5 separate regions of the Homo sapiens genome follow, and all the other regions are linked to region 1. The links are chromatin loops, found by intact Hi-C in ENCODE. Cell type or tissue: PC-9. All regions are shown on one strand.

Region 1 (5,000 bases):
CTCACTGCAACCTCCGCCTCCCGGATTCAAGTGATTCTCCTGCCTCAGCTTCCTGAGTAGCTGGGTTTACAGGCGCTCCCCACTACGCCCAGCTATTTTTTTGTATTTTTAGTAGAGACAGGGTTTCACCATGTTGGCCAGGCTGGTCTTGAACTCCTGACCTCATGATTCGCCCGCCTCAGCCTCCCAAAGTGCTAGGATTACAGGTGTGAACCACTGCGCCTGGCCGACAAACACCTGTTCTTTATTATTATTATTATTATTGGGAGCCAGAGTCTCACTCTGTTGCCCAGGGTGGAGTGCAGTGGCGTGATCTTAGCTCACTGCAACCTCTGCCTCCTGGATTCAAATGATTCTGGTGCCTCAGCCTCCCAAGTAGCTGGGATTACAGGCACCCACCATCACACTGAGCTATTTTTTGTATTTTTAGTAGAGACAGGGTTTCACCATGTTGGCCAGGCTGGTCTCGAACTCCTGACCTCAGGTGACCTGCCTGCCTTGGCCTCCCAAAGTGCTAGGATTACAGGCGTGAGCCACCGTGCCCTGCCCCTTAATTATTAAGATAGAGAATTTAAAGATGTGGCTTTTTAGTTAGATTATTTCCTTATTTTTCACTTCAGCACTTATATACTCTATTACTACTATGTTTTCTGAAAATGTAATCGCTAGTTGAATTTGGGCTAAAAATAAGGACTTTTGCTCTTCTTCAGGAACTATGATCTCATAGGTTGAATTAGACAGGATATCATTTAATGCAGTCTGAGACTCTTGGCAGAGAAGTGGATGAATAGAATTGCTACTTGAAGAGAGAAAACACTCTGAGAGGATTCAAGCCTAAAACTCCAGGTACAAGTTTTTCATTATTTTACTCTATCTACAAGCTGAAGGAAGGGAAATTTGGGATGAAATGGCTTCTGAAGGAATGATATTCTAGTTGCACTGTGAAGAAAGGGCAAGATATGGGGGAGCACCTGGAGCCCTGTTGTCTGTTCTAGAGAACCTGGTGTGTTTTCCACAGTGATTGTTGGAGAAATTTCCTGAAAAGGAATTTTTTCCCCTCTCGTAGCTGAATTTGAATCTCCAGGTGGAAGTGAATTGTGAAGGTGCCACTCTTCTCTGCTGGAAGTATATGCATTGAGGCCAGCGTGTCTAGGTAATTAGAGACTTTTCTGTTTGAGACCTGAGCAGTACACATCCCTTCTACTGCTGAAGGCTTCACTTTCCTGTGGGCGGCAGGTGGGTACCCGAGACCACAAAGAGCTGTACTCTGCCTCTTGCCCACTCCCTAGACCAGCTCCAATCACCACCTCCTGATTTCTTCTGCATGGTGTCTTCAGGTTCTCATCCTAGTGGAACTTGTAGGCTTGCAAATTCAATCTCTCCCTTTCAACCCTTCAGTCAGCTCCATTCAACAGGTATGTATTGAGTGCCTTTGTGTATGCCACGTACTGTGCCACATTCAACAGTTTCGGTGATGAACAAAATAGACAAAATCCTGAAACTTACAGGTCATTTCATTTTTAAAGCCTATGTTTGATATTCTTTTTATGCTATGAATTTGTTCTACAGTATTTCTAAAAATGTGTGTATGTGTGTATCATCAAATATTTAAAATCCACCAGAGGAATTTATCCCTTAAAAAGAGGTCCCCAGGCCGGATGTGATGGGGAGCTGAGATGGGGGTATCTTTTGAGGCCAAGAGTTTGAGACCAGCCTGGGCAATACAGAGACCCCTCCCCCATCTCTATAAAAAATACAACAATAAAAAAATTAGCCAGGTGTGGTGGTGTGCACCTATAGTCCTAGCTATTCAGGAGGCTGAGGTGGGAGAATCACTTGGGCCCAGAGTTCGAGGTTACAGTGAGCTATGTTTGTGCCGCCACACTTCAGCCTCCAGGGGGACAGCAAGACTCTGTCTCTAACAAAATAAATAAATAAGTAAATAAGGGCCTAGTAGAAGTACTTGATTTTTTAATTGAGTAATCTTGCTTAAGTAATTTCATATATGTCCTGTGTTTTCATGTTTGGTTTTCTAAAGAGGTGAATCATCTTTTTAAAATATATGAAGAAAACTTCCACAGAGAAATGCACATTCCAGTTGGGTTTAATTATCCCTCATTTGGAATGTGCAAAGCTGAGGTTAATCATGTTTCTCTACAAGTTACAGCTCCCTTCAGTTTTTTACCAGCCATGCAATGATAAAAGATAACCACTAGCAGGCGCTAAGAGCCTACTCGTTGGCCCAAACTTTGCTCTCAATGTGGGGTTTTGATGCTTGCCAGCAGTCACATCTGCTTTGTGGTATGCATTCGTGCTGTATCTGAATAGCATTTTAGTTTGATTGACTATTTTTGGGTGTAAATGGTAGAAGAACAGTTAACCAGGCCTTTTCCTTTGTTTAGTTCACATCTGGGTTTTAGGGCCTTACTGGCCCTAATCCCCTAATCCTCCCCTTCAAATACCTTTGAATAAGAGTAAGATGAAGGAACGAACTTACGCTCAAGCCACAGAGCATATGACTCATCTTATATTTTTTTTTATAATGGAAAAAAACATTGGACTTAGGGTTAGAAGACCTGAAATCAGGTCTCAGCTCTACCTTCCTAGTTCTGATATGTACTGTGGAAATGTGAAAAGATGGCATGGCAGAGTTTGCTGAGAAAAAATTAACTGAGAAGACCTTTGTCTGGATGGTCTGGGGACCAACGATTGACGTTTATCTGAGGGTGATTAGACCTTGAGAGACTGACTCTTACAACTAAAGGGTACCTGAGACTGTGACAGACCCAGAATATCAGTTTAGTAAGTTGTGCTGCATGGGAAGTCAGGTCTTAATCACAAAGAGGGTTTGGGAGGAGAGCCACAGCCAAGCAATGTGGATGATATTTTTTTTTTTTTTGAGACAGAGTTTGCTCTTGTTGCCCAGGCTGGAGTGCAATGGCATGATCTCGGCTCACTGCAACCTCCGCCTCCCGGGTTCAAGCGATTCTCCTGCCTCAGCCTCCTGAGTAGCTGGGATTACAGGCATGTGCCACCATGCCTGGCTAATTTTGTATATATATATATATATATATATTTGATATGGAGTCTTGCTCTTGTCACCCAGGCTGGAGTGCAATGGCACGATCTCGGCTCACTGCAACCTCCGCCTCCCAGGTTCAAGAGATTCTCCTGCCTCAGCCTCTTGAGTAGCTGGGATTACAGGCACCTGCCACCACGCCCAGCTAATTTTTGTATAATTTTGAAACCCCGAGACGGGGTTTCACCATGTTGGCCAGACTGGTCTCGAACTCCTGACCTCGTTATCCACCCGCCTTGGTCTCCCAAAGTGATGGGATTACAGGGGTGAGCCACTGTGCCTGGCCGCAATGTGGATGATTTTAGCAAAAGTCTCAGCTAAGATAGCTTGAGGGACTTCCCCACCCTACAGAGCCTTGCTAATGGCACCGCATCCTCAGAGTCTGTGAGCCACAGACTCTGAAAATAGTCAAGGATTCCCATTGCGTCTCTCTGCCTCTTGGCCCCCAGTTCTCTTTGCTTCCATGGCTTCCTGCCTTCCTTTTGAAGGGACAAGCCCTCTCTTTACCTTGGGCTAATGAATTCAAACAGGTTACATCTTGTGGCCTCCTCAAGTGGCCTTTTGTACATCTATGCTGGAATGGATTAGACACTGGCTTTACAATTGCTTTCATTGGATAATAATAATACCCTAATTATTTAGCTTGTATCTCTACCAAAGGGAACTCCCACTTCCAATTAATCTACGCTTCCTATAAATCATTCTAACAGTGTCTAATGTGAATGAGTGTCCAGCAGTGCTGGGCACTATGCTGAGTACTTCATATAAATTATCTCACTTGATCCTCACCATGCCCTAAGGGGGCATTTACTATCTCACTTTGTACATGAAGAACCTGAGAGTCACGTAGGTGAAGGGCCAGCTCAAGTGGTGAAGACAGAATGTGAACCTAGGAGGTCCCAGTCCAAGACAGCAATCTTAACAACTTGGCAATTTTTTTTTTTTTTTTTTTTTTTTTTTACCATTTAGTGCCTGAGTTCTGAAATCTGGCTTTACAAACACTATGTGTGTGTGACCTGTGGATGATCTGGGCATTATTATATTCTGATTGGTTGAAGTTTCATGGTTCGAATGTCAAATTCTAATGGAGGCATAAGAGTGCAGATTCCATGAGTGCTTTTACAAGAAGTTGATGTTGCTTGGGTTTTATGTTTTATGTTGTATTTAGCACAAAAGCCATTTTAAAAAAGTGTTATAAGGAAATATCTGAAAACATTCAGTCCATAGACCCTGGTGATGAAACGTCCCCCAAACACAATGGCTCACTCAGAACATACTCCTATGGAATAGTTTCCACAAATCAAACTCATACGAATATAGGGAGGATACATAAGAATGCAAAATCAGGCCAAGCCTGCTGGCTCATGCCTATTATAATCCCAGCACTTTGGGAGGCCAAGGCAGGTGAATTGCTTGAGCGCAGGAGTTCAAGACCAGCTTGGGCAACATAGTGAGACCTTCTCTCTACTAATAATAAGAAAGATTAGCTGGGCATAGTGACTCATGCCTGTAGTCCTAGCTACTCAGGAGGCTGAGGTGGGAGGATCACTTGAGTCCCGGGGTTCAAGGCTACAATGAGCTGTGATCACGCCACTGAACTGTAGACAGGGTGACACAGATCTTGTCTCAAAACAACAACAACGGCAACAACAACAACAACGTTCTGAAGCATCACATTAGCCAGGGGTTTCTGAATACTTACTTTGTACCAATGTTACTTTAAGTTCTGCATATATATTACTAGGTTGGTATAAAAGTAATCGTGGTTTTTGCCGTTATGTTTAATACTTTGCACCAACCTAATAGCTCACAGAATAAAAAAAAAAGTCTATGAGGTAGGTACAGTTTTCATCCTTATTTTACAAATGAGAAAAGGAGGCCAAGAATGATAAAGTAACTTGGTCTCACAGCCAGAAAGTGA
Region 2 (5,000 bases), 190 kb after region 1:
AATGGTATGTTTTCCCACTCATGCAACCGAGAAATGGAGGGTTTCTCTCCTTGGTGCTGAAACAGATATTTTCGGGTAGGAAGAGTGGATTTTGTAAACAGCACTGGTTTCTAAAATTGGTGATGAGGGGCAGAGAAGAAATCATTTATCTAGAGGACAGATTGGACAGAGGGTGAGCAGGCTCCATTTTGACAAATGGGGATGGCAATGCTGATGAGCAGTCAGCACAGAGACAGAGCACTAGTCCTTCTTAGTCTAATTCATCTTATAATTAATTGGCTCCAAAGAAGGCTCCCCACACAAGTGTGGGGGCAGCACAGTGAGTAGAGGTGCTCTCCATCCCCATGTCCTGATGCAGCAGATGCCATGGCTATGTGTAGGCAGTAAGGGGTGGGTGTCTGAAAACATGCAGTATAGCAGCTGCTCGTGGCCCCACTTTCTTAGTGGCTGCTGGCGGGGTTGTGGCCAAGACCATCTTCATAAATGCATCAATTCTGGGGACAGACTGAAAAAAATATTGCTTAAACATGGGCTTCTTTGCATCCCATAGCCATATGATGTCAACACTTTTCTGTTGACAAAGAACTTGTATCTCTTTCTTTTTCTAAGACAAGTGTGGAGTTAGCATAGTGTAGCAGAAAGCTAGACAGACCTGGAAGCTCAGTTTATTTATTTGCTAGCTGTATGGTTTGGGGGGAAATTAATTAATTCTCTGAGCATTGGTTTGCTAATTGATAAAATGCATAAGAAACTTAACTTTGAAATTGTAGTGAGGATTTACTGGCAGAACACATGTGAAGTGCCAGCACAGTTTCTGACAAACAGTAGGTGCCCCATAAATGGTAGTTATTAAATTTAAATATTACTATTTCCAGAAAGGGTTTTTTCCTCTTGAAGATGGGTATGTGGGCAGAGAATCAGAAAGCATTATATTTTGATAGAAGCCAGTACAGTCTCATTGCAGGTGAGGCCAGTGCACCTTTGTTTTCTCTTACGCTTGATGGGAGAGAAGCTGACTGACAAACAAACCATGAGGGCTCAGGCTGTAAGGTAATGAGTTCTAAAGGGCTTTGAAGCTAGGTTTCTTATACATGGTAGTCTATAAATGGATTATTCTCTTTTCAGATTTCCTTTTCTTCTTTTGCACTCTGAGACACAGAATTAATTTCATCATATCTACTCCTAAATTCATGCCTCACTATCATTGGTTCATAGAAAATATTTCCTTTGTTTATGTTTTATTTCATTACTTTCTCTCTTCTTCATCTCATATCACCAGGCTCCCATCAGTCACTCAAGGGCACCCAGTTTTGCTTGTCTTATGAATGCCTATTTCACTATTCTTATGTTTATTTACACATATGTGTAAGTGAAAGTACATGATATTTTTGCGTGTGCATTTTAAATGTACAGAAATGGTATTTGGTCAGAAATCTTGCTTTGTTACTTATTTTGAAGGTAAGAATTATTTGAGTTTCATTTTCATTGCAGTATGTAGATTTGGTTTATTTCTCAGATACCTGCATAAATTTCCATTTTATGTGTATACTGAATTTTATTTATGAATTCCCCTGGTGGTTACTTCTTACTCTTTACTCTTTCAAATCATGCTCAATTAATAATCATTTACATGTTTCCTTGTGCATTTATATGAGAGTTTCTGTGGATCTATATCCAGGAAGGAAATGATAGAGTTCTAGAGTACAAGCTCTGTAGGCCTGATTACTTTCCAAAAAGGCTGTACTAGTTTGCATTTCTACTAGCAGTGCAAGGATATTTTTGTCTTTGCACATCCTCATCAGCACTTGACATTGTTTGGTTTTCTATTTTTTGCCAGCTGGATGTGTGTAAAGTGGTATCTATTGTTTTATTTGAGTTTCTCTGGGACTGGTGGTGTTATACATGTCTTTATGTAGTTATTAACTAACTGTATTTTCTTTACTCTAAAATTGCTTTATTATTATTTTACTGCTTTCCTATGTCCTTGCCTTTTTTGTATTACAGAATTCTTTGTACATTTTAGATATTAACCTATTGTCAGTCTTGGAAATGATAAAATATCTTCTAGAAAGTCACTGGTCTGTTAATTTTGTCTTTAGTGTCTCTTTCTTTCTTGCTAGCTTTCTTGCTTTCTTTCTCTTTTTTCTTTCCTTTCTTCCTTTCTCTCTCTCTCTGTCTCTTCCTTCCTTCTTCTTCTTTTTTTTTTTTTTTGAGACAGGGTCTCACTCTGTTGCTTAGGAGGTAGTGCAGTGGCTCACTGCAGCCTTGACCTCCCCAGGCTTAGACGACTGTCCTACCTCAGCCTCCTGAGTAACTGGGACTACAGGCGCATGCCACCACGCCTGGCTAATTTTTGTTATTTTTTGCAGAGATGGGTTTTTGCCATGTTGCCTAGGCTGGTCTTGAACTCCTGGTCTCAAGTGATCTACCTACCTATAGCCTCTCAAAGCTAGGATTACAGGTGTGAGCCATCATGTCTGGCCTAGGGTCTTTCTGATGAACAGAAATATTTTGTCTGTCATAGTTGAATTTAGCAAAACTTTCAGGTTGGGTTAGTATTGAAATATAGACATATAATTTTGCACAAATTCTAAGTCTACAGCTTGATTATTTATCACAAAATGAACATGCCTATGTTCTTCTCCACTGACAAGAAATAGGACATTACAAATATATGTCTCTCTTTTGCTCTCTTTCCTTTACTAACTCCCCTTTCTTCTCTAAAGTTAACAACTATGTAAGTTATCCATTTCTGCATAACAAATAACCTTAAATGTAGTGACTTAAAATAATAAACATTTATTATCTCACAGTTTCTGAGTGTCAGGGATCTAGGAACAGCTTAGCTAGTTGGTTCGAGCTGAGGTCTCTCATGAGATTGCAGTGAAGTTGTTGGCCAGGGCTGCAGTCATCCCAAGGCTTTGTTAAAACTGGAAAATCTGCTTCTAAGAAGTCTTACTCATAGGGCTGTCGGCTGGAGTCCTCAGCTCCTCACTCACTGTTGTAGAAGACCTCAGTCCCTCACCACATGGGCCTTTCCCTAGGGCTCCTCACAATGTGGTAGCTAACTTCCCCAGGGTGAGGTAGGAGAGGGATAAATAGATAGGTAGATAGGTAGATGGATGGATAGAGAGATAGATAGGCGCTGTAGTGCCTTTTCATGACCTGGGCTCTGAAATTGCACTTTCACTTCATTCTATTTATTAGAAGCTATTCTTTAAGTATAGTCTACACTCAAGAGGAGGAGAATTAGATGCTACTTCATAAAGAAAGAAATACAAAAAAATTTGTGAATATATTTTAAAAACCATCACTGCAACTATTTTTACTTTTAACATCTTTTAGTTTTGCTTTGTGAACTTTATGTAAATAGAATTATATAGTTTATTCTTTTAATTTTTTTTTTTTGAGACAGAGTCTCGTTCTGTCGCCCAGGCTGGAGTGCAGTGGCACGATCTGGGCTGACTGCAAGCTCTGCCTCCCGAGTTCATGCCATTCTCCTGCCTCAGCCTCCTGAGTAGCTGGGACTACAGGTGCCCACCACGACACCCAGCTAATTTTTTTGTATTTTTAGTAGAGATGGAGTTTCACCGTGTTAGCCAAGATGGTCTCGATCTCCTGACTTCGTGATCTGTCCACCTTGGCCTCCCAAAGTGCTGTGATTACAGGCGTGAGCCACCATACCCGGCCTCTTTTAATTTTTTAAATATGGTAAGAAGTGAAAAGTCCACTTAATTTTCTCAATATACTGACTTCTCATCCCAATACCATTTTCTAAATAGTACATTCTTTCACTATTGATTTGGTTGGTCACTTTGATTATATGCCAAATGAGAAATGATAGTCACTCATATCAGTGTGGGAGTGACGCATTTGGTAAGAAATGGCCAGATTCTGGGTATTTTTTTGGAAGGCCCTTTTAAAATGTAATTTTCAATACAACTCTATGACTTAGGTACAGAAAAGAATGCACATACTCTGGACATCCCATGAGAGTGACAAAGGTTCCTAATTCTTTTGCTTGGCCTACGAGTACATCATTTTAATCATAGATAGTCTTTTTTAAGGAAGGGCAGCAATCTGTTATAAGTTTTCTTGACACTAGGCCAGACATGGTGGCTCACACCTGTAATCCTAGTTTTGAGAGGCCTAGGAGGTAGATCACTTGAGACCAGGAGCTCAAGACCAGCCTGGGCAACATGGAAAAAACCCATCTCTGCAAAAAATACAAAAATTAGCCAGGCGTGCTGGCATGCGCTTGTAGTTCCAGCTACTCCAGAGGCTAAGGTGGGACAGTCATCTAAGCCTGGGAAGGATCAAGGCAATGATGGGTAACTTCTTGACATTATCATATAAAGCTGCTCACACATTGGCAAACAAGGGTAAGGGAAATGTATATCTATGCAAGTAAGCTATTCCAAAAGCAAGTTAAGTTCTCTCTTCTTTTCCTAAAAACTTAAAAAAATCATAAATAGGTGTTGAATTATTAAATAACTTTTCAATGTCTGCTGAGATAATTACTTACATGTAGTGCTATAATGTGGTGTAAACACATTATGATATTACAGATTTTTAAATGTTCACTGCATTTCTGTGTTAAATCCTACTTGAGCATTATAACATTCTATTTAATATGCTAGTTAGTTAGCTAAAGTAGTAGGTGCTTTTGTGTCCTTCTCATGCTGACTTGGTATGGACCATTTCTGTGCATGACAAGCTGACTAGCAGCATCTGTGATTCTTGGCCTCAGAGTTTTCTGTGGTCACTAGGCCTCCCCTGCCTGAGTGCATGTCAGACTGTAAGCACCAGACCAATAACACTTCTTCTATCTCAGGAATAGCCATCAACGAATGACTGATATATTGGGAGAATAAAGGACCCAGTTTCCATGTCCTTCAGGAGGAATAACACTGAGGCATGTGTTCTACACTGGCTTTCAGTTTAACTCAATAGATTAAACTCAAGTTACTCACAGTGGTAACTTGTTTGAAAGTGCATTT
Region 3 (5,000 bases), 160 kb after region 1:
GAGTACAAGTGGTTTTGGTTACATGGATAAATTGTGTAGTGGTGAGGTCTGGGCTTTTAGTGCACCCATCACCCAAATAGTGTGCATTGTACCCAACAGGTGATTTTTTTGTTCCTCACCCCTTCTTTTATTGTTGACTTAATTTTCTTTTTCATTCTCTCACTCAACATTTCCTTAATATACTCCAGTCCATCATCCAGATTAAACTTTAGAACTCTCTTAAACTAAACAAAATGGCCTTTCAAATTACTTGCCTTCCTTTCAAAACCCCCATTCTGCTTTACTTAATAAATATCCCTTCTGCCATCAGTTCTCCCATTACAGCTTATTAGTCTTCCTGTACTATGCTCTTGCTTTGGGGTAATCAAACAATCTGAGCCTTCACTGAAAGAAATGAGTTCCTGGCACATGTAGATACATCTTGAACTTCTAGAATATTAATTTAAGTCTAGAGATGTAGTGTGTATTGCTGACAGTTTAGGGCAAATCTGTCTTTCACAAACCACTCACAGGAGCCTTGAGGATCTAGGCCTTTGTTTTTGTAAGCAGTAAGTTATATTATGTTGGTCATTAGGGCCTGTAATTTTGTTTCCTTGACAGTTACGTGAGACTAATTCAAGTCACTTCACTGATGAAGAAAACTAAAACCAAAACAATAAATCTTGAACATAATCTTCCACATACCTGAGGCAATTGGGACTTCATATTGTTTTTATTTTAGCAACAATATTGTTTAGCAACATTACTCAAGAAAATGGTTCCTATCTTTATTAATGCTTCCTAGTCTGTTTTTCTCCCATTATAGCTTCAGTTTTTAGTATGTTTGTTGAATGAATTAATGAATAACTAAATGAATAAAAAGCTATTATTTCTTTCTTAGATGTAGTGACAGTCCTAGAAAAAGTAAGACTTGGCCAGGCACGTTGGCTCATGCCTGTAATCCCAGCACTTTGGGAGGCCAAGGCAGGCAGATCACAAGGTCATGGGCTTGAGACCAGCCTGGCCAATATGGTGAAACCCCATCTCTACTAAAAATACAAAAAAACTAGCTGGGCATGGTGGTGCACGCCTGTAGTCCCAACTACTCAGGAGGCTGAGGCAGGAGAATCACTTGAGCCCAGGAAATGGAGGTTGCAGAGAGCCAAGACTGTGCCACTGCACTTCAGCCTGGGCAATAGAGGGAGACTCTGTCTCAAAAAAAAAAAAAAAAAAAAAGAAAGAAAGAAAGAAAAAGTAAGACTTGTCCAAAGTCCCATACCAAATCTGTGAACTCCTGGGCCTAATTCTCTGCTAAGGCAATGAAGATAGACCTGCAAAGTCATTCTTATTATCCATGCACTTGTATAAGATCCATTAGGATTGATCAGCTTCTGAGAGAATTTTTAAATTGCAGATGGACTGTATAGATGGTGAGGATCATGGTGTCAGATGGCATGGTCTTTGAATCTTGACTCTAACCTTCACTGGCTGTGAGAACTTGGGCCAGTCATTCAAATTTTATAATCCTCATCTGTAAAATGAGGATATTAATATCTACTTTATATGATTAAATGAGTAAATGTGATTGCTACTATTATTATAAGTATTATGATATAGCTGTCAAATTATTCTTGACTTTAAGAAGAGCACTCAATAAGTTGCTATATTGGAATCATATGTGTAAAGAGATGATAGTACTCAAATGACAAGTTTTCTCTAGATTCTTAATGTGCTGTAATGGGATCAGAGTGTTTATTTATAACTGTAGGTTGAAATAGACTTGGGGGCAGAAAGGAAGAACAGAGGCTATTCACTAAGAGTATTGAAACAGGGAATTCTTGTTTTTGTTTTGATAGTTAAATTCTCTACTGGCATATTTCTGTTGTCTATATTAGGAATTTATTTCTGGCACGACAGTCTCTACTCATTCAGATATTTTCTTCCTCTGCATTGTGATGCTGGAATAGAAAGTGTGTCAAAAGTCTTTGTGACTAGGACAGACTCTAAAATGAATCCCAAACTGTCTGTGTAGTTTGTTCCTACTCAGAATCAGGATAACCAGTCAGCTCAAGGGGAAAATAAAAATATTCAAAATGGTTGTTTGGCCTCTTTTAGAGGTAGCAATGTTGCGTGATTTTTAAAAAAAACCTCTTGGGAGTCTATTCCTTCAGCATTTTGTAGATGAGTCATAGTCGCCACATGACTGTTTTCTGTAGTGAGAGTGACTAACAGATTCAGTTTCAAATGTCAGGGTCCACACATGGAGATTACTGACAAGGATAAACCAGACTCAGGTGCACTCAGAGCAAGGCCAGATCATAGTGCCCTCTGAAATGACACAAACAGAATTAGCACAAAATACAAGAGATGTGTCCCTTACAGAAATAACCCAACCACTTGGATGGTTTATTTATTATTGATGGTTAATCAGTGGCATCTACCAGAACTCTCCAAAGGAGACCAACAAAAGATTGTCACTAATATGAGATTCAAGTGCCATGCCACCTGAGACCATGATTCTCACCATCTGTACAGTTCATCCACAATTAAACAACTTTCTCAGAAGCAGACTAATCGTAATGGATCTTATACAAGTACGTGAATAATGATAATGATTTTGCTGATCTATCTTCATTGCCTTAGCAGAGAATTAGGCCCAGGAGTTCAAAGATTTGGTAAGGGGCTTTGGACAAGATGTCACTGACACAAGTAAGATAGGCTATGAGTTGAGTATTATAACATGCCTAGAATAATACCCTAAGGAAGATGGGGGCTGCATAAAGACTAGATAAAGTCTCCATCTTTTCCCAAAATAATTTGCCAGTTTCTTCACCACTAGCGAAACAGAGAGAACAAGACCCTGTTTTTGAAGGACACAACTATTCTGGTAACCTGAAAAGTGTTCTTGGGTGGAGTTTGGAAGAGTTCTCTTGTCTCTGTTGCAGCCTGAATGGCACATTTCACAAGACTGTCTGTCCCACTCCATTAATCCTGACACTGTGCCCACAGGTTATCTTTGACCACTCATTTGGTTTTCTCATGGTCCTGCTATTAGGAAGGAAATAGCCTGGGCCACACTTAGAAGCATCTTCTATTGTATGTGGCTATATTGGCATCTAGCTAACAAATCAGTCTCTTGGGACCTGGGGAGCATGGCTAGATTCTTCAGAGCTGGATCACTCTTGATAAAACTGATAAAATTAAGCTTCTGTACCTAATTAGCCTGATCAGCCTGTGAGACAATTGTGACCCTACAAAGCCCTACCTGAGAAGCTAGTTCTGGGGTTTCTTTCCTCTCTTACTTGCTTCTCTTTTCAATATAATCTTTACTGAAATACCATCTGGTTTTGTCTTAAAACGATTCCTGAGAAGTTATGTATAAATGGAAAATTTTAGTTCAATTGATTTAAAAAAGTCTTTTATCAATGTGATCTTTGTCTACAGTAATGAAATGCATCATGGTGATCAATCCAGGCAAAATACCCTGCCCCTGAAGCAGAAGTGGTTTGGCAGTTGTCTTTTTTCACTTTCTTGGCCACTCCCAATCTTGCTTAAATCCATCTAATTGCCCAATTGCCTGGTCTCTGGGATTATGAATCTAATATCCTGCCACTTACAGTAAACTCTGGGTGAGCTTTGCCTTATTCTCAAATGATGGGAGCCATGGACTCTGCCCTTTTTCTTCCTGAGCACACTGTTTCCTATGGTGATCACTACCTGAGTGGTGGCATTGATCATAAATATCCTAGACCAGAAAGTATGTCAAACTCTTCCCTAACCAGCTTCTTAATGTGATAGATGGGCCAATACAGCATGAAGGATAACAAGTTGTGGGAATTCTAGAAAAGGTCCTGGAATGAACCTCAGAGCACATGCAATCAGTCATTTCTATCCATCCTGTGGGGTTGTGCAAGGAGTGAGGGAGCCTGAGAGTGGGAAATGCCATGTTATTTATCCTTGGGAAATAGCAGTATAGTGTGAAGGGCAAAGCCCTGGACTGGGAGTCAGGGAATCTAGTCACCGTACTGCTTTTAACTGAGCAAACCTGGGCAAGTGGCTTCACCTCTCTGGGTCTCAGTTTCTATTCTCATCAACTGAATGGATTAGCTTAGGTGATTTCTATTAAATGCTTATTGAATGAAGGGTGGAGGAAAAGTGGTTAGAGAGAAAGGGAAGTAAGAAGTAACTGATTTTAGAAACCTAAATATACAGAGACTAGATTAATTTGGCTATAAGGTGAAATTTAAGACCATAAGCCTGGATAAATTATTAGGAGCATGTAGATGAGGGAAAAATTCAACCCTGTTACAAAGAGGGCTGAAACTCTGGAGTCTGAAATCCTATCTCTTATGTGCTCTGTGTGCAGGCAGCTTCATCTTTCTGAAGCCTCCCTCATCTAGAAAATAGAGAGACTGTGATAATTTATATGCAAGCATGAACAGCATATTATTTACAGAACCACCAGAGATTAAGATGCCTTCTGTTCAGGCTGTGACTCCATAATCTCTGGCAGTTTGAAATGAGGAGGCAGGGGAGGATGTGTGTGGCAGGCAAAGGATGTCATGCTCATGTGTTAGTGTACTGTCTGTCTGTGTTTCTGAAGAGAATGCTGTATGTAGAAGGAGCTCAGAATGTAGAAGCAGGGTCTTATCTATCACCTGCTTGTAATTAAGGAACAATGGTATAGCTTCATAGTGAACAATGGAAAACTTGAGCTTCATGAATATTTAGTAGTCACTTTGTGTGTTACATTGGGTTATGCTCAATTGATGGCTAAAATTCCCAAAGGCAGCACAGAGCAGGACAAAATGCTATGAACTGAGAGGAGGGACTAGGTTCTAGCTCTTATACTGCCACAAATTTACTAGCTGACTTTGGGCAAGTCACTCAATATCTCTGGGTTTTAACTACTTCAACTGTAATACATAGGGAAAAGAGCATGGTAGGGTGATTTCTGAGATTTCTTCTAGTTACAAGATTGGACTCCATGAGCCCTGAATTCAAATGATATTCCTAAGATA
Region 4 (5,000 bases), 280 kb after region 1:
GGAAAAATTGAAAGTGCCGTTTTCTGGCTATTTGGAACTACTGTCGAGTTTGTATTGGGGTCAAGTGGCATTGCAGAAGAAAATAAGGCATTTAGGTTTTAGGTCAGGTGTGAGTTGAAGAGCTTTTAAGTTTTTGAGAACACAGGCTAAGGGAGAAGAAGGAGGAATGGAAGGTGGAAGGTTGCCCATAGTGAAGGAAGCAAGTCCAGAGAGAAGGGAGAGTAGAGACATGGAGGGAAGGGATTCGGGGGTTCTTACCCTCCAGAAAAGCAGGAAAGGGGTCAGGGCACAGAGATACGAGGTCAGGGCATGGAAATAAAGGATAGGGGTGCAGAGATATAAGAGGTTGGGGCATGGAAATAAGGGATCAGGGTGCAGAGATATAAGTAGTCGGGGCATGGAAATAAGGGATTGGGGTGCAGAGATATGAGGTTGGGGTACTTGCCACTCTCCCAGAAAAGCAGAACTTGCCACTAAGGGTGAAGGAGAAGGGGTTGGGGGTTTCTTGCCCCCCAGAAAGGAGGAGAAGGGGTAGAGACACAGAGAAGGGGTTGGGGTACTTCCCCCTCCCCTAGAAAAGCAGGACTTGCCACTAAGAGTGAAGGAGAAGGGGTCAGGGGTTTCTTGCCCCCCAGAAAGGCAGAGAAGGGGTAGAGACATGGAGAGAAGGGGTTGGGGTACTTGCCCCTCCCCCAGAAAAGCAGGACTTGCCGCTAAGAGTGAAAGACCAAGGCAGGCATCCCTGTGTGGTCTGACACCTCTGAAACCTGAGTGAATAACTAGAGAGGCATCCCTGCAATGATTAAACACCAAGAGAAGGCTGCCTTCCCTAGTCCATGACCGGCGCCGGAGTTTTGGGTCCAAGGATAAAATGTGTCTCCTTTGTCTCTACCAGAAAATGAAAGGAATTGAAATTAAGAGAAGGGAGAGATTGAAGTGTGGCACCAAGATTGAAAGGAGAAAGAGGTTGAGGGATAGTGAGGGAGGTTGGAGAAGAGAGTAAAAAGAGGCTGCTTACCAGATTTGAAATTGGTGAGATGTTTCTTGGGCTGGTCGGTCTGCGGACCTGAGGTCATAGGTGAATCTTTCTCATGGAGCAAAGAGCAGGAGGACAGGGGATTGATCTCTCAAGGGAGGCCCCCCGATCTGAGTCACGGCACCAAATTTCATGCGTGTCCGTGTGAAGAGACCACGAAACAGGCTTTGTGTGAGCAATAAAGCTTTCAATCATCTGGGTGCAGGCAGGCTGAGTCCGAAAAGAGAGTCAGCGAAGGGAGATAGGGGTGGGGCCGTTTTATAAGATTTGGGCAGGTAAAGGAAAATTACAGTCAAAGGGGATTTGTTCTTTGGCGGGCAGGAGTGGGGGTCGCAAGGTGCTCAGTGGGGGTGATTTTTGAGCCAGGATGAGCCAGGAAAAGGACTTTCACAAGGTAATGTCATCACATAAGGCAAGGACCCGCCATTTTCACTTCTTTTGTGGTGGAATATCATCAGTTAAGGCAAGGACCAGCCATTTACACTTCTTTTGTGGTGGAATGTCATCAGTTAAGGTGGGGCAGGGCATATTCACTTCTTTTGTGATTCTTCAGTTACTTCAGGCCATCTGGGCATATACATGTAAGTCACAGGGGATGTGATGGCTTGGCTTGGACTCAGAGGCCTGACAGGGACCACACGTGTGCAGTGCACCACTATGCCCAGCTAAGTTTTTTATTTTTAGAGACGAGGTTTGCTATGTTGCCCAGGCTTGTTTCCAACTCCTGAGCTCAAGTGATCTTCCCACCTTGGTCTCCCAACGTGCTCGGATTACAGGCATGAACCATCTTGCCCAGACCCATCCCTTGTTTTTTTACCTATCAGATGAACTCTCTTTGTTCCCCATGTAGAGGCAGAGACTATTACCAGTGACATTCCAGTTCATTTCCTTTTTCAAATTCTTTTCTGGATTGCTTCTCTTCCTTTTAACAAAGAGGGAAAGTACAGTTCAGTGGGGGCAGGAGACATGGGCCTAGCAGGCAGTCTGTGCCACCAGGCTGTCAGCATTAGGACTAAGTCTCTCACAGACATTCTAGAGCTGCCCCTGGGGCTTTGCCTGCTTTGGCCTCAGGACAAGTGATCAGTGAAGAGCATTCCAAGGAGTTGAGTCTACCCTTCAAGATTCCTTACATATTTTCTGGAAAAAAAAAAAAAAAACACTTGGTGCCTTCAGATTCATATGCAAAGGACCTCTGTGCAAATGAAAAGCCTAGTAATTATCAAGAATACGTATCATAATTTTACAATTTAAAATATTTACTTAGCACTTTAAAGTCTTGAAACAAATTATTGCCTTAGGTTGTGTTTTTTAAAATAGTGAAATAGTTTAGGTATTTAAGTTCTAGCCCTCGCAGTAAGCTATTTTTATATTGATTTTTATCTGTGCCAAATATGGTGCTAATAGCAAGCAATGGGGGAGAGTATTATGTGTCTATTGACACTGCATGAAGTATAAGTTCACCATTATTGTGTCTACACTTATAGCATGGATTTGCCCAGTGCTGCTGAAAGGATGCCCAAGGATGTCTTTCTCCTGAATGAAGTCTCAGTGGCATGGCAGTTTGGGAAACGTTGGCCTAAAACAGAAAACGTCTTCCCAGGTGTGGGGGTGTTAGAGCAGCAGAACAATGCAAGGAACTTCAAAACTCCTGATGCCCAGACTATACCCTAGTTAGACCAACTGAGTCAGAATTCCCCGGGGTGGGCGAGACTTGAGTGAGAACCTACTGTTAGGAGAAAATATGTCTTCTCTCATTGTTTCCATTTCCCCCTTGTTCTGGGCTCTGTGGGCAGGAGAGTGGGAAAAATAAAAAAGAGGATGAAGTGGGGCCTTTAAAATGTCTTGGAGAATAACCACCACCACCACAGGAAGTGCAGGGACCCCGCTCCCCCTAGTGGCGGTGTGCCGGAGGCAGCTGGAAGTGCCTGGCCGGCCTGGCCGGCCTGGGCGTTATGTGTGTTAGGAAAGCCGTGTGTCTTCTGCAGGCTTCCTTTTTATAAAATGTGTATTCTATTTATGCGTATTTATTTAAATTTTATTATGTTTACCTATTTATTTATTGTTTATAAATATATGCTTTCTGTATTTTTGTATTTTATGTTTATATAAAGGTGTCCACTGTGGAGCTCTCTAACATGTTCTGAGTCTAGAGGAGGCAGGTGAAGGTGAAGGCCACACGGTGACCCCAGATGCTGTTCCCTGGGTGGGATCTGATGCCTTATTCTGAAAACGTGGGGCACAGTGGCCTGGCTTTCAGAGCAGATCTGACCTTGGAGTGGATTGGTCCCCATCCCTTCAACACACACATATACACATTTCCCCAGTTCCTGCAGAGCAAAGATATGCCTGCTCCTTGATAAAACTTCAGCATTGGTCCTGGTCATTTTTCCCATAAGACTTCAACCAGGATCCTTTTGTGTCTTTCTCCTTGTGTTTAAAGCCAACCACATGTATTTTGACATGTGGACCTTTTGTACAAAAAGCCGTGATATCCTTTATCCCCACTTGGGTAATATTTCCTGCCCTGGGATGCGACGTGGGGTAGAGGGAGGGTGAATTCTGTCCTGAGGCTGCTGTGCCATATTCTGCTTGTTTGATTGGGCTTCTGCAACCTCTACTAAGAAATATACACTGCAAAGCAAGGTGAAGGGCAACAGCCCTGAGCACCACTTCTAGCAGGTGCGGAGAGAGATTCACAGCACCTGGCCCATGTGTCTTCCCACTCAGATACCAGTGGAGGCCCACGCACCATATGTCTGGATACCTAAAAGTTTTACATCAAGCTAAGAGACTGATGAATTAATATGTTCCGTCCTCCTACTTTTCATAAATATGTGTAAAGATCTGAGAGGCCAAGCTCAGCTGCAGCCTTCTTGGACTTCTCAGAGTTCTCCCCAGAATGTGATGACCTGGGACAGCTAGGGATCCCCACTGGCAGCCCACTCACCCTCTTTTCCCATCCCCTGGCTTCATCCGACCCCACAAGGAGCCTCCTGCACATAGGCACACTGGCTTCCCTATCCAAGCCCTGTCCACACGAGCTTGTAAACAGCCTCCTTTTGGGGACCACAGGGGCCTAGACAGATTTATAATGGTAGCATAGTCTCCATGTGGAAGATGGAGATGTAGAAGAGTCCTGTGTAGGTCTGGAGACATGTGAGCAAAGAATTACTGCATCTCAAGTATCTGGAATGTGGAGAGAAGGGAAGAAATGGGTTCTGGATGGGCTCATTCCATTTTCATCGCTATACAAAGAAGGATTTTTAAATTTTTTATGTTGGAATAATTTTAGATTTACAGAAAAGTCACACATATAAGCAAAGAGAATTCCTGTATACCCCTCACCCAGTTTCTCCCATTGTTAATGTCTTACATTACCATGGTACATTTGTCAAAACTAAGAGCCCATTATTGGTACGTAACTGTTATCTAAATTCCAGACATTCTTCAGACTTCACCAGTGTTCCTATTGATGACCTGTTACTTACTATTCTAGTATCTGATCCAGGACACTACATTGCATTTAGTTGCCATGTCTCTCCATTTGCTTCTGGCCTATGACAGTCTTCAGTCTTTCCTTGTTTTTTGTGACCCTGACAGGCTTTAGGAATGCTGTCCAGGTATCCTGTAGGATGTCTCCTAATCTGGGTTTGTCTGATTATTTTGCTTATGATTAGACTGGGGTTATGGAAGGAACACTGCAGAGGTGAAGTGCCCTGTTTCTGTCCATGCGGGCTGCTGTGCTTTCCATCTCAGGTACAATGGTTCCCTGCAGAGGTCCAAACTCAAATGTCTTCAAAAGCCAGGCAGGTAATACAACTGAGGTGAAGAAGTGGAAAAGAGCAGGATCAAATGACAGAAAGAAACAAAGGGCAGTGGCAAAGCTGAGAGTGCTTCCTCAACTGAAAGGGCTGCAAATTCATGTTTTGTCTACAATACTCTGCTGGTCAAATCAAACATTCTG
Region 5 (5,000 bases), 330 kb after region 1:
CTATTACTCCATCTTTGGCTGAAGTGAAAGTCAACTATATGTTCAATTGCCTTTTTAAAAAAATTTGACACATTGTAATTGTACATAGTTATGGTGTGCAATTTAGGGTTTCAATACATATATATGTTGTATAACAATAAAATCAGAGTAGTTAGTATATCCATCACCTCATGCATTCATCATTTCTCTGTGGTGAGAATATTCAAAAGCTTCTCTCCTAGCTATTTTGTAACAGTCACCCTCCTGTGCAATAGAACAGCGGTACTTATTCCTCCTATCTAATTATAACTTTGTACCGTGGACCACTCTCTCTCCATTCTTCCCCACTCCCCTCTCTAGTCTCTGGTAACCACTGTTTACTCTCTGTTTCTTTCTTTTTTTTTTTTTCTTTAGAGGTAAGGTCTCACTCTGTTGCCCTGGCTGGAGTGCAGCAGCATAATCATAGCTCACTGCAGCCTCAAACTCCTGGGCTCAAGTGATCCTCCTGCCTCAACCTCCCGTCTACTCTCTGCTTCTATGATATCTATTTTTTTGAGACGGAGTCTCACTCTGTCACCCAGGCTAGAGTGCAGTGGCATGATCTTGGCTTACTGCAACCTCTTCCTCCCAGGTTCAAGTGAATCTTGTGCCTCAGCCTCCCGAGTAGCTGGGATTACAGGTGCACATCACCATGCCCAGTTAATTTTTGTATTTTTAGTAGATATGGGGGTTTCCTCATGTTGGCCAGGCTGGTCTTGAACTCTTGATCTCAAGTGATCCTCCCTCCTAGGCCTCCCAAAGTGTTGGGATTACAGGCGTGAGCCACCATGCCTAGCCTTTCAATTTTTTTTAGATTCTACATATGAGTGATATCATATAGTATTTGTCTTTTTGCATCTGGCTTATTTCACTTAATAAAATGTCTTCCAGATTCATCCAGGTTGTCACAAATGACAGGATTTCATTCTTTTTGTATGGTTGAATAATATTCTATTCTGTATGTATACCACATTTTCTTTATCCATTCATCCATTGTTGGGCGCTTACATTGATTCCATATTTTTGCTGTTGTCACTTGCTTTTATAAGCAAGTCCAGAACCATAGACAGAACCAGCTTAGGTCAGTCTGTCTCAATAGAATTTTTACATTTGTGTCAGTTTCCATTTTCCTTGATGTATTAGTCTGTTCTCACGTGGCTATAAAGAAATACCTGAGACTGGGTAATTTATAAAGAAAAGAGGTTTAATTGAGTCACAGTTCTACATGGCTGGGGAGGCTCAGGAAACTTACAATCATGGCAGAAGGCACCTCTTCACAGGGCCACAGGAGACAGAATGAGTGCTGAGTGAAGGGGCAAGCCCCTTATAAAACCATCAGATCTTGTGAGGACTCACTCACTATCATGAGAACAGCATGGGGGAATCACCCCCATGATTCAATTATCTCCACCTGGTGCCACCCTTGACACATGGGGATTATTACAGTTCAGGATGAGATTTGGGTGGGGACACAGAGCCAAACCATATCACTTGACATTGCCTCATCTTTCTGTTTAGTTAATAATAAGTAGTCTTCATGATCGCCGCTTATTATCTTTTCTGCTCATTGTAATATCCTTCCTGAAAAGACTAGTACTAGGCAATGGTGTTTAAGTAATAAAACAAAGATTAAAGTGTCTTTAGTTAGACAAACATGGCTTTCATTGCTACCTCTTCCACTCCCTATGTGACTTTTGACAAGTGTTTTAATCTCAAAGGGACTGTCTCTGTCAACAAAATGGACAAGGGTGTAAGATGTGTTGAGAAAAAGACTTTTAATTTATGCTATCCATGCATCTGTATTTTGTTACATGAAAGATGTAATTTTAATTTAAAATAACAAAGTATTTTAAATACTTTGTTAAATAAATGGTAGTGATAATATCTCATCAACAGGGCCATCATGAGTATTAATTGAAATAATATGCATGCTTAATGTGTTATAACTTGGCCCATCTTTCCACTGTTCCAAGTACAGAACAATCATACTCTAAATGGCCAGTTGAGTTTCACAGATAATAAAAATGTGTTTTCTGTAAAGGGTCCAATTTGCTTTCTTTTTCTTCTACACAACCCTGGGAGCACTCCTAAGAGACCATGTGGGTTCAATGTGAATGGCTTGGAATTCCTTAAGTGTGTATGGATGTTGCTGTACAGTTTTCCACTGAGTGACCTCTGATTGGACAAAACTCAAAAAGTGCTGGCAAAGGAAGATTTTAAGCCATCTTTAAAATGAATGGGGATTTGGGTTCATGGTGGTAACTAGTTGAAGAGAGATAAGAGAAGAAATATAGCCTGACTGGAAAGAAAAGAATATCAACTTGGTGATTAATATTTATTGCATGCCTGCAATTCTTCTTGAACTAGTCACTACCTCTCATTCTTTGAATTCCTGAGTCATACCTTACTCTGTTTTCTTCTACATGCCAACTCCTGCACTCTTTTTGTCTGGCCCTTAAAATGGCCTCAGAATCCCTCTCAATACTGCACTGAGGCAGCCAGAATGTTCAGGCTGAGTTGGCATAAAATCTGAAACCTATTTATCATCCTATGAACATTCATCCATTAGGCTTATCTGATCACCTAGCCTTTCAGTTCCTAGACCACTTCTTTTAATGACCTTGTTTCTACTTCAGCCATCCATTTACACCCTAGAAACTGTCACTAGTTGGAACAGTTATCTTAATATCCTCCCAGATTGCAATATTCAAAATTTCCAGTGTTCTCATGACTCTATTTCTTTTGCCTTTGTTCTTTGACTATCGAGGTTCATTTTATCCAGAAATTCCTCTTTTATCTTTTCTTTCAAATTCTGGGCCACATGGTGAGATCCTAAACCAATTTCTGCCAGTATCTTCTAATTTCTTGCCACCACTTCTTCACCCTGTCCCTTGCTATATTCATCTAGCAAAACATGGTATGGGATTAGTACTGCAGTTTTATTTTTCCTTCTCCAAGAAGCTGAGGAGAAAATCCTACAACTGAAACAAGTCCAATTGTCCCATTCAACTGATTTCACTTGACCCATAGAACTGATACTATGGTTTCTTTTGAATAAACATAAAAATTGACTCTTCCAGTCTTAAAACTTAAGGAAGATAAATTTGTCTTATCTGAGTTCTTTCCCAGGAAACCAAACATCAGTCCTCCCAGATAGCATCAAGGAACTGGAACGTACCAGTTCACTCCATCTGGACAACATTCCAGACCCCTCACCCATCATGATTGCCTATCTGACCACTTGCTTTCTGTTGACCAACTCCTCTTCCCTACCCCTCCCTAATTCCTGTTTTCCTGCATGTTACATTTCTTCCCTGCTATATAAGTTCCTGGTTTTAGTTGGTCAGGGAGATGGATTTGAGACTGACGTCCCATCTTCCCAGCTGCAGTACCTAATTAAAGCCTTCTTCTCTGGAAATACTCTTGTCTCAGTGATTGGCTTTCTGTGAGGTGAGCAGCAGGACCTAGACTGAACCTTTGGTGTTTTGGGAACACAGCCTGCAGATTCATGCAACAGCAGACTCATGGCTCCAAACCTCAGCCTGGCTCTCCGTGTTGCCTTGTCAGTCAATTCTTGAACTTGACTTTGATCAGCTCTTCTTTCATTGCCTTCAATGACTCTTTCAAACTTTATCAGTTTCTTTAAAGCTCTCAATCCCTCCACCCTCAGCAAATAATCTTCTCTGTTATTTTGTTGAGAAGAACAAGGGAATATCATTTTTCTGATCTCTTCAGCTTTCTGAACTTTCCCTGCAAATATAGCTACAGCAGTGCCTGCCCTTACCATCAATGTATGGACCATGATAAATGACACTGTCCAGTTCATCATTATTCTTTCCAATCTGTTGTACTTGCTAGAGAACCTCAAAAGCCTTGCTGATCAAATCCACCCAAGTTCTTCCTACCAACTTCAGCTAGACCTGAGATGCCACCTACAGACCCTGGGGTCTACGTAGGGCATGTATACCTTTCTCAGGTCCTCAAGGCTGCTTTAGCACCTCTTACCTTCTGTGTCACTGAGCAGAAGGGGGACCTCTGAACCCCAGTTTTCCTCTTTGACCCCCCTTTTTTCCATCCTTGAGAGCTCTTCCTTTATGTTTACCACTTAGGAAGTAACCCCTCAATGACAGCCAATACTGCCACATGTCATTTACCTTATCCATCAATTATCTTTGCTATCATTTGAATTTTTCACCTCTCCAGATTGTCTTTATATTGAAGACACTTATAGCCTTAAAAATAAAGTGGAAACTTTCTACCCAATCAAGTTGCCTCCTCTTCTTTCTCCTTCATTTTGTCAAAAAAACCTTTGCATGTCTTTACTATTGACCTCCATTTCCTTAAAACCAATTTCTTCCCTAACCCCTTAAAATGTAGCTTCTGTCCTGTCTTACTGAAACTCTTCTTTGGAAAATTAAAAGTAACCCATAAAGCCAAGAGTCTGTCCTCTGCTATTATCCACGTAAACCCCACACTGAAATAGCTGTAATTTTTTTTACCATCCTGTTCTTTAAAAATTTTTTTTCCTCTAAAATAAAATATGTATACAAATGTGCAAGCTACATGAATACACAGCTTGATGGATTGTTATCCATGTAATCACTTCCCAGGACAAGAAATTAAACAATGCCAGTCTCCCAGCTGCGACCCTTCCAGTTCCCATCCTGCCCTCCTCAAGGCAACCACTACCCTTGTTTCTACATCACTTACTTGCTTGCCTTTTCTTACTCTTTTGCCACTAGTGTGCACCCCTAAATACTTAGTTTTGTCTATCAATTGGAACCAAACAGTATATTCTTTTTTTTCTTGAGACAGAATCTCACTCTGTCACCCAGGCTGGAGTGCAGTGGCATGATCTCGGCTCACAGCAACCTCCACCTCCCGAGTTCAAGTGATTCTCCTGCCTTGGCCTCCCAAGTAGCTGGGATTACAGGTGCCCGCCACCATGCCTGGCTAATTTTTTGTATTTTTAGTAGAGACAC

What was found. Peaks named below come from ENCODE experiments on the same cell type or tissue, not always from the same donor. Only the 100,000 strongest peaks of a DNase experiment are listed, where the experiment ranks them.
Region 2: a loop joins it to region 1, with 2.6 times the contacts of the local background. A loop is called at or near these places in 4 of 110 quality-filtered maps.
Region 3: it touches region 1 in a loop (3-fold over the local background); 3 of 110 quality-filtered maps call a loop at or near these places.
Region 4: it touches region 1 in a loop (11-fold over the local background); 70 of 110 quality-filtered maps call a loop at or near these places.
Region 5: it touches region 1 in a loop (15-fold over the local background); 6 of 110 quality-filtered maps call a loop at or near these places.

Annotation. Positions count from the first base shown.
Region 1 is chr3:170,412,087-170,417,086 of GRCh38, forward strand. No RefSeq gene overlaps it. Among named protein-coding and RNA genes, the nearest start is that of CLDN11, 4.3 kb to the right of the region's middle. In PC-9, a CTCF peak has its summit at 2,220; a DNase peak (open chromatin) is centred at 2,205.
Region 2 is chr3:170,603,921-170,608,920 of GRCh38, forward strand. All of the region lies in intron 2 of SLC7A14-AS1 (SLC7A14 antisense RNA 1), which reads left to right. Among named protein-coding and RNA genes, the nearest start is that of SLC7A14, 20 kb to the left of the region's middle. RefSeq lists a silencer at 2,846-3,046. In PC-9, no CTCF peak of the experiment used is centred here; a DNase peak (open chromatin) is centred at 2,961.
Region 3 is chr3:170,570,867-170,575,866 of GRCh38, forward strand. The region is part of intron 1 of SLC7A14 (solute carrier family 7 member 14); the gene reads right to left. All of the region lies in intron 2 of SLC7A14-AS1 (SLC7A14 antisense RNA 1), which reads left to right. Among named protein-coding and RNA genes, the nearest start is that of SLC7A14, 13 kb to the right of the region's middle. In PC-9, no CTCF peak of the experiment used is centred here; a DNase peak (open chromatin) is centred at 2,175; H3K27ac peaks cover 594 bases.
Region 4 is chr3:170,687,641-170,692,640 of GRCh38, forward strand. All of the region lies in intron 2 of SLC7A14-AS1 (SLC7A14 antisense RNA 1), which reads left to right. Among named protein-coding and RNA genes, the nearest start is that of SLC7A14, 100 kb to the left of the region's middle. RefSeq lists enhancers at 851-1,423, 1,424-1,996. In PC-9, a CTCF peak has its summit at 2,882 (motif pointing left); a DNase peak (open chromatin) is centred at 2,091; H3K27ac peaks cover 1,086 bases.
Region 5 is chr3:170,743,128-170,748,127 of GRCh38, forward strand. All of the region lies in intron 5 of SLC7A14-AS1 (SLC7A14 antisense RNA 1), which reads left to right. Among named protein-coding and RNA genes, the nearest start is that of RPL22L1, 120 kb to the right of the region's middle. In PC-9, no CTCF peak of the experiment used is centred here; a DNase peak (open chromatin) is centred at 2,404; H3K27ac peaks cover 2,051 bases.